Linked DNA regions of Homo sapiens: region 1 is linked to region 2. Evidence: chromatin loops called from intact Hi-C (ENCODE). Cell type or tissue: heart left ventricle. All regions are shown on one strand. Links, peaks and the distances in the headings refer to the core of each region. The heading gives the core; the rest is flanking DNA. Region 1 overlaps RBM33 (RNA binding motif protein 33). Region 2 has its middle 46 kb from the start of RBM33-DT.

What was found. Hi-C counts contacts between places; a loop is a spot of excess contacts. Peaks named below come from ENCODE experiments on the same cell type or tissue, not always from the same donor. Only the 100,000 strongest peaks of a DNase experiment are listed, where the experiment ranks them.
Region 1: it touches region 2 in a loop (10-fold over the local background); 92 of 110 quality-filtered maps call a loop at or near these places.

The regions. Positions count from the first base shown.
Region 1 is chr7:155,739,974-155,744,371 of GRCh38, reverse strand. It overlaps RBM33 (RNA binding motif protein 33), which reads right to left. Exons shown (of 18, transcript NM_053043.3): 12 at 4,346-4,398; 13 at 2,266-2,553. Among named protein-coding and RNA genes, the nearest start is that of SHH, 70 kb to the left of the region's middle. RefSeq lists enhancers at 2,220-2,369, 1,729-2,928. In heart left ventricle, for the core only: no CTCF peak of the experiment used is centred there; a DNase peak (open chromatin) is centred at 2,412.
Region 2 is chr7:155,596,353-155,600,750 of GRCh38, reverse strand. No RefSeq gene overlaps it. Among named protein-coding and RNA genes, the nearest start is that of RBM33-DT, 46 kb to the left of the region's middle. RefSeq lists a silencer at 1,642-1,936. In heart left ventricle, for the core only: CTCF peaks have their summits at 1,634 and 1,837 (motif pointing left); a DNase peak (open chromatin) is centred at 1,820; H3K27me3 peaks cover 547 bases.

The sequences.
Region 1 (4,398 bases), core at 66-4,065, 140 kb before region 2:
CGCCTTTAATATTCCAAGTTCCAAACCATTCTTCAAGTCGATACAAAAAAATCTTTGAAAAACTCCAGTAACTTTCAATAAAAAGCATCCAATAGGGAAAATGTATAAAAAGTTAAGCATTTTTAAAGAATTGTAATAATATTCTTTAAAAATCATCCATATCCACAGACTCCGTGTAAAATAATGTAACAGGATTTAATCTATCTAGAATTCAGCTATTTCACCATCTTACTTTCCCTAAATAAACCTTAAGAATTAGGAACTTAAGACAAAAGCACAGCTGAGGAGTCGGCTGGTGCCCTGGAGCTTGAGTGCCCGGTGCCAGCCCTCACTCAGGGATTACTTGTCGTCCTGGAAGCAATTCCGACCACCTCTGTTCTCTAATATCACATCTAGGGCAGATTTCAAACTGCAAAAATGAAGGTGGGTGAGAGGCTGTTTACAAGGGTAGGCATACAGAGCAAGACATGGCGTCCAGGGGGATAGTGGGCACAAGGGACATGGGCATCGGGGAAGCAGACGGCTGGGGACATATTCACAGGACCCAAGGGGCCACTGCCTCAAAACACAGGAATAATTACTAGTCATCGGAATTTCCCATGCAGTCAAGGAAGAGTTAAAGCATGTTCAGAACAGCAGCTGAAATACTTGAAAAGACCTCCAAATAAGCAGATTCACCCTTTATTATATCATCATCAAGAGGGGTGAACATACGAAAATAAGTCACATTTAGCTAAGCAAAACAAATAGAAGATCTTTCTTCTAAAAAGTAAAAAAATATATATAATCCTGGTCCCCTTTATATAGAGAGAGAAAATTAAAAGAAAATAAATCAAGACATTCCATTTATACTACGGTGACCTACAGGTTCCATTTCACTCAAGGCATCTTTTTGAAATAACTCCATGGAAGAATCCTTTAGAAGTTCGCCTAAATCAACTATCATGGAAGGAAGTGATCGCCAGATGTGCCAGCAGGATGCCTGAAAGGCAACTTCCCCTATTAGGTAGCCCTGTTATTATGAATGTGTGACTTCATTTTTCTGAACCAAATCAGTTACACATACTGAGTTAGGAGCTGGCTATATACACTAGAAGTATGATAAAACTTTTACCAAAGACTTCTTTCTAAACTATTCCGATCCAGTTTGTAAATCTACATTATTTTTTCACATATTGATTTTAAAACCAAAAGTCACTCGTGTTCTAATAAGAGTTCATTGTATGTTAATATTTCAACTTTGTACTTCCAATTTGGTAAACAATACATTACAACTGCTACAATAATATATCAGAAGAAAATCTAACTGAAAAAAATGAACTGATTAAAAGGTAAAACCAGTGTTGACTGGTTTTTATGAAACTAAGAAAGCATGACTTGCCTAAATTCTTCTCTAAAGCCATTCTTCATGACATTGCTATTGGACAAGTTAACTCGCTGCACTGCTTCAGAGCACTCCACATGCATTTCACTAAGGCTGACACGCCCTCCAGGTGCCAGCCTTCTGCACAGGCCGCCCTGGCCGACCCTCCTTTACCAGATGAGGAGACTGAGGCTTGTGGGAGAAGACGGCCTCAACTAAAGCCAGGTAAAGACTGAGCTGCATTGATTGTTCACACTCACTACATTCTGTGCCTACTGAAAAATTAGGAACAACAGCAACAACATATATCATCATACTTCAACACAAAGCAAACCCCCAGAAATCTTAAAAGACCAACAAGAAAATTGGTCCTATCTTCTAGAGGTTAATAGTGTAAATCAAGAAAAGTCACAGAAACCTACGGGATTCACCAGGTGTCAGCACATGACACCCCACAGGCTGAGTCCGGTCCACCACCTGGTTTTATAAAGTAAAGTTTTACCGGAACGCAGTCACATCTATTCATGGAAGAACTATATTTAAATTGCCTTTGTGCTAAAATGGCGGAGAAGGGTAATTATGACAGTCTGGACTATAAAGTCTAAAATATTTATAAAATATTTGGGCCCTTTACAGAAAAAGTTTGTTAAGCCCCGGTATATATCAATTCTGTATAACAGAACAGTAACTGTACAAATATATAAACTCTAATCTTGTAAACTAGTGAGAATACAAGTGTTTTTTTAATAAACATGGCTGTTAGGTTAAAAAAAAAAAAAGACCCAGGTGAAAAAAGTGGGAAGATTTTGTGAATAACTTAGTGAGAGTGAACTAAGACATCCAAGTTGATTCTAAGGCTTCTTGTTTGAGACCAACATTTGTTAATAAGAGCAGTGTCCTACCTCTGTTTCTGTTTTTGCCTCTTCTTTAGGTTGAGCCACAGGGCTAGCTGGCTTGACTTTCACTTCCGTCTTTCCCTGTGAGCTTCTGGAACCCGCCACGGCCCGCGAGGGTGGTGACGCGCTGACGATAGGTTTCACTTGTGCTGAGGGCGTGGCAGAGCAGCGGCTGCTGCTCATTTCTATCACGTGTGACGGCGCTATGGGTAATTCACGCAAATTGCTGTTCCTTGGCGCAGTGGGCTGCATTTGCTGCATGGGCCGCTTGCTTACATTCTGAGAAGTTGTATTCTTTTCACAAAAAGAAAGAGATTCTAATTGTAAGTGGAAACTTGGCAGAAGGAACATTAAAAGGCACATTATTAAATAAAAACACAATAAATCATTCTAATTAGTAAATGACTTCTTTTGGGGAGCAGATACTTTTTTCTCATACTTTTTTTCTCATACATAAATGTCACCTGATCCATGTGGCAGCATGCCTCATCCTAATGTTAACAATTTCCATTGGTAAAGTTGTCATACTTGCCTACAGAGAGGCTCCTCTTCATAGAAATTACACCAGGCTGATCTTTAGCAGGTGCTTCAGTAAAGGGACTGACAGTTTTAAAAGAATTAAGACAGCCAAAAAACCACTCTATCTGCCACCAGAGATCAACGGGATTCACATGCTACTATTTTACCTAGTCACTTAAATTTAAGCTGGAACAAGGAAAGAATCAAGCATCAGGTCAATGTCCTAAGAAACATGACCCCCGGGAGAAGAAAGGTGCCAGAACGTTTTACTCGAGAGGAAATGCTTAGTCATATTCATCCTGGGGATTCTTAAGAGAGAACCAACACCTGGAGGAGGCAAAGAGAACACGAGAGAGCTGGAAGGGGGGAGGGGGGAAGCAGGGGGATCTCCGAGGTCCCGCAGGTCAAATATCCCAGTGCACGAGGGTCATGAGACTAGCCTACCATTATTCTAACAAATGAAACCCAGGTTATAAAGCACCCTCTTCTCAGATTTAGAAATCTTTTCTTACTGTTCACAGCACTTTAGTTGCAATGTTTACTTTAAGAAAGAAAGAGGCAAATATCAGGAAAACTGAGATTCCAAGCAGCTAAGTGACATGACTGAAGCTCAAGGGTGAAAAGAAGACAATACCAAAAGAAAACTGACAGGCGAGAACCCTGACCACTGACCACACTGTGTCTCTTTTTCTAAAAACCAAATTACAAAGTCTCATATATATTTAATGGAGGCAAGAGCCCTGACCACTGACCACTAGCCACATTGTGTCTCTCTTTCCTAAAAGCCAAATTACAAAAGCCTCTTATATATATTTAATGGAGGCAAAAACCCTGACCACTAGCCACACTGTGTCTCCCTTTCCTAAAAACAAAATTACAAAAGCTTCTTATATGTATTTAATGGAGGACAAGGGCAATGACTGTGGCCTTTTATTTTCAGAGCAATACATTGTTTCCCAGTTTCTTTTAATGCACGACAAGTCACACATTTGCTGATGGTGCTTGAGAACACAACCCCACAAATAAATGTATGCTAATCTCCCTCGACTGAGTATAAGCTCCTTGAAGGAAAAGAATTTGTCTCTTCTGTTCACTGCTGTATTTCCAGGACTAGAGTAGCACCTGGCAACAGAACAGTCAACGTATTTTTCCTGAATTCATTTATGTATTTATTCAGGGACCAAAAAGACAGAGATAATCTATACATCAAAAAATAAGCCACTGGTAAAGGGAAAGTGACTACCACCCAAAAGTATTTTCTAAAGTTACGTGTCTATTAATTCCTGTCTATTGCTATAGAAATATCTAGATACAAGAAAGATGCTTAAGTAAATATTAACACAGTCTTTGAGACACAAAAGGAGTATCTTATCAATTCTTGTAGTCAAGAAAACAAATCACCTGAGTGTTTTTTAAAACATGGATTCACTTCAGAACTATGTACTACACATTTTATAAACAGAAATCAGAACTGGAAAATATTCTAACCTACATATTATGCCCCTCAAGTCCTGTAAGTTAAAAGGCCTCCCAGGAAGACACAGGGAAGACACCCCTTGACACTTACATGCCGGAGCCCCTGGCGCTGGGGGCACTGCATCCGGCTGCTGCTGGCCTGAG
Region 2 (4,398 bases), core at 266-4,265:
AATGGTGACTGGGGTATTGAGCTCTTCCAGGAGCGCCATTGCCCTCCATATAATATACCCTCTTTGGTGACATGTCTGTTTGAACCTTCTGCCCATTTTTTAAATTGGTTTTTCTTATGATCAAGTTTTGACGATTCTTTTTATAAAGTGAATACAAGTCCTTATCAGTTCTGTGCTTTGCAAATTATTTCCTTCCAGTCCCTGGCTTGTCTGTTCATATTCCTAAGTGTCTTTCAAAAAAGCAGAAGTTTTAAATTCCGATGAAGTCCAGTTTTTCAATTTCTTGTGTGGGTTGTATTTTTAGTGTCCTGAGTAATCTTTGTCTAACCCAAGGTTGCCAAGACTTTCTTCTATGTTTCCTTCAAGAAGTTTTATGATTTTACGTTTTACATTTAAGTATGAATGATCTATTTTGAGTTAATTTTTATTATGGATCACAGTTCAAATTTTGATTAAAATTATTATTTTCTGATATAAAATGTAATGTAGGCTCATTGTAGAAAACATAAAATGGAGAAAGTAATAAAATTACCCAGAGCCCAGCCATAAGTGAGAACCTCTTTCAGTTTATCTCCCTCTTTTATGTACAGTGTATGTTTCACATAGTTCAGACCACACTGTACATAGAATTTGTATCTCCCTTTTATCCACTTAATACTTTATTAGAAATACTTGCTCATACACTGTCAGTAAATTGGTTTTTTAAATGAAGTCTCTTTTAATGGTTTTCTTCCTCCTAAAACAAGTTTGTTGCATAAAACTTAAAAACATAGATGAGCAAAAGAATAGCATGAAATATCATTAATCCTACTATGTAGAGACAGCTTGCCTATATCCTTTCAGATGCTTAGCTCTGAAAGTATGTATGGGCATTATTTTATTGACTAAACATAAGCAGTCATATAAATACTTTATAATTGAGTTACTATTCTGTTGCAATATTTAGAATGTGTCCTGTGTTTTACTGTTACACGTACTGTTGGAGTGAAAAATCTTGACTCCATATTTTGGATTTTAGATTTTTTTCTTGGGTTAGAGTCCCAAGACGGTTGCTAATAAGTCAAAGACTATGAATATTTTTAAAGCTCCTGAGTCTCTGGCTCCAATTCCCTCCAGAAAGTTTGGATCAATTTATTTTCTCTCATGTAGGACTCATTATTAATACATTTTGATGTGCAATAATTTGATAGTGAATCATGACATCTCGGTGGGTTTTTTTTTTTTTTGGATTTGATTGCTATTGAGGTTAAACATTTTTTCCAATGTTTACTATCCTTTGTGATGACCTATTTTGCGATTTCTCTGCTTTTCCTTTTACTTATAAGTGAGCATCTCTATCGGGGCACACTCAGGCATATTCACCTTTAGAGAGAAAACATCAGAAAGTCCTGGCAGTTTGACATTACCACTTAGTATAACGTGCGGAAGAGACAAGGAAAATGTATTTCCATCAATCTTGGCGTTGTTGGCTTCTTGATTTTCTGAAAAATAAGAAAGACAAAGTAGATTTTTTGACCTTTGAATTCTTCAATTACCATGCCAAGCTTTCAAGACAATTAAGCCATAAATATTCTTTATATAGGATCTTAGCTTTCTTAATCCCTGATTGAGACCTTGCGCTGCAGGAGCGTGGTGGTGCAAAAGCATTGTCTCAGAGGATGCAGACGTGTTAATAAAAGGTGGGTTGTCAAATGTGTTTAGAAAGAAAATAACGAAGAGAGAACATCATTTGCCTTTCTTAGGTGTCCTGACGATATCACGGTGGGCATTGAACGCTCCTTGAGCTCCCGCTTGGTTTCTGCTCTTTCTGAGCCTTGGTGCTGCCATCTGCTGGCCGTCCTCGGCACTGCGTGTGAACGGCTCCTGAGAAAGGACCAGTTTTAGAATATGGGGCTGAAATGATGACTGAGGGTTTAAGCCTGTTTTATATTTCTGGAGAATATGTAATATGAGCATATGTTGTTAAATATGGCCTGTTAATTCACTCAAAATTGAACAAATGCTCCGGAACAATCCAGATTTGCAGTTTGATGCTCCCATATTGGCTCTGCAACAACTTTGATGGTGGTGGAGCTGGTGATGGTGATGGTGGTGATGATGATAAGGAAAAGCTAGAGATCTTGTTGACGTTATATAAAAGGTCCTTGAACAGCAGAGTTGGTATAGGATTTTAGAGAATGCTTGAGTAACTGGAACTCCTTCGGGAAGCCATCGCATTGAAGGTTGCAGACTTTCTTTGTTTCGTCTGTTCAAAGGGAAATCAGGGGCAGGGGATAGGAAATTCAAACCAGGCTGGGTAGGTATATTCTGCTTTAGAAAAATCAGATTTTCAAAACTCGAATTCATAAGGTGAATAACTTAAAAGTAGCACTTGATTAATTGCATTACAAAGGAATTCTTCTGTTTGGGAAAATATGCTTCCTATTTCTTTCAAATATCTTTTATTCACTTAAAATAATTGGGTTAACACATTGTTCATAACATCATTCATTTTGGGGGGTGCAGAAACACCAGTATCTTAAACCTACTTTGAAATGCAAGATCTTATCAATCTTTATTATTCTTAGATGCAAATTTTGCATGGGTTAAATGGTGAAAGTAAAAGGAGACGCATCTGCAAGTCAGTTTCAAACTGAAATATGAATCATCAAATACCTTTTAGTATTTGATGAAAGATGCACATTTTTCTTTTCCTTTCTAGTCAGAAGATTTTCTTTCACAATCAATTTCCTGCTGGGAAAGCATGAGGACTGATCTATGGGAGCAGAACAAGCCCATTTAGGCCACTTCAAAAATGCAGTACACTTGGCAAGGCCAGTCTGAGACCCAGTTAATGATTCACAGTTTAGAAAGATATGCCTGCTTGTAGATCCAAGTTCTCAACTTAGTAGTTTATTTAGTCTAAGTTTGTGTTCTCATTAGGAGCTCTCAGTCCATCAAATGGCTATTAGGAAAGAAAACAAAATCAAAATGAGCTTTGGGAACCAAACCTCAACGTAGGCCTGGGCTGTCACTCTCCACCCCACATTGCCATGTTTACGTGTTTTTAATGAGTGAGGAGCCCTTCTCATAGGGGCCAACCCCAGACAGCTTGGATGGGACACGGAGACACAGGATGTTCAGCACAGACACCCCCCAGCTGCTCAGTGCTGAGGAGGCATTCATGAGCTTGCTGCTGTGGTTCGGAAGAACTCCAAAGCTAGACACCCTGTTGGTAGATGCTTGTGTGATGTGTCCAGTTGGGTGAGGCTTGGGACTAAGGTGATCCAGGTGGCCTTTAAGAGATTTGCAGTTGAGGAATATTTTTGGCCGATGAGTAAGTCTCAGGAATCCTGCCTGCTTTGGGCAGCAAAAAGAACATTCCTCACCTTCCAGGTCAGGCAGATGGCTCATGCCTGTAATCCCAGCACTTTGGGAGGCCAAGGCGGGAGGCCAATCATGAGGTCAGGAGATGGAGACCATCCTGGCTAAAACGGTGAAACCCCGTCTCTACTAAAAATACAACATATTAGCTGGGCGTGGTGACATGTGCCTGTAGTCCCAGCTACTTGGGAGGCTGAGGTGGGAGAATCACTTGAACCTGGGAGGCAGAGGTTGCAGTGAGCCGAGATCGCGCCACTGCACTCCAGCCTGGGTGACAGAGCGAGACTCCGTCTAAAAAAACCAAAACCAAACCAAAACAAAACGTTCCCCACCTTCTGGAGATGAGGCATCAACACTGCAAACAGAAGGGAAAACTGTGGCAACTTCAGAAGGCATCATTTTAGGAATTTGAAGGTAAATGAATATGCACATATTTCTAGATGCAAAATGTGTCTGGATAATTTTAGAACCGTTTTGCATCTCCATTGCTTTTTGAAGCTCCCACAGGTACAAAATGCAGCCGTTTTCCTAAACACCTGCTTAGTTTCTTGATCTAGTTAGATGAAAGAGCAGAACTATGAAAAATTACTCCGACAAGCATTCCTTTCATCTTCAGGCAGTAAACCATCTTTAAAATCTGATGAAAATGCTTTGAAACAAATAAAATAGCTGGATGTGGGATTCCCTGGAGAGAGACTAGGCATTTTCCCATGTTCCTCAGTTGCAAAACCAGATGTTTTGGAGTCAGAAAACTGTGGTTTTAAAATGTAAAGCCTAAATTCTTGACTTCTCTGCCCTCCTGTGACCATCATTTTAATGTGTGCAATTTATTTTTGATAATTAATCGTTTCTTTGCTCCCCCTCCTAGGTTCTGTGGTTTTTGGGGTCCAGGTACAGGTTGCTCTGGGGCTCCCAGGCATCTCTGCAATCAAGGAAATTGGTGCCAATTGTGAGTGTCCGGGTGGAGCGGGACAGGGACCAGGTGAAAGGGAGGGAGGCCTGGGGATGCTGATACAGGAGCTAGAAAGAAATTAA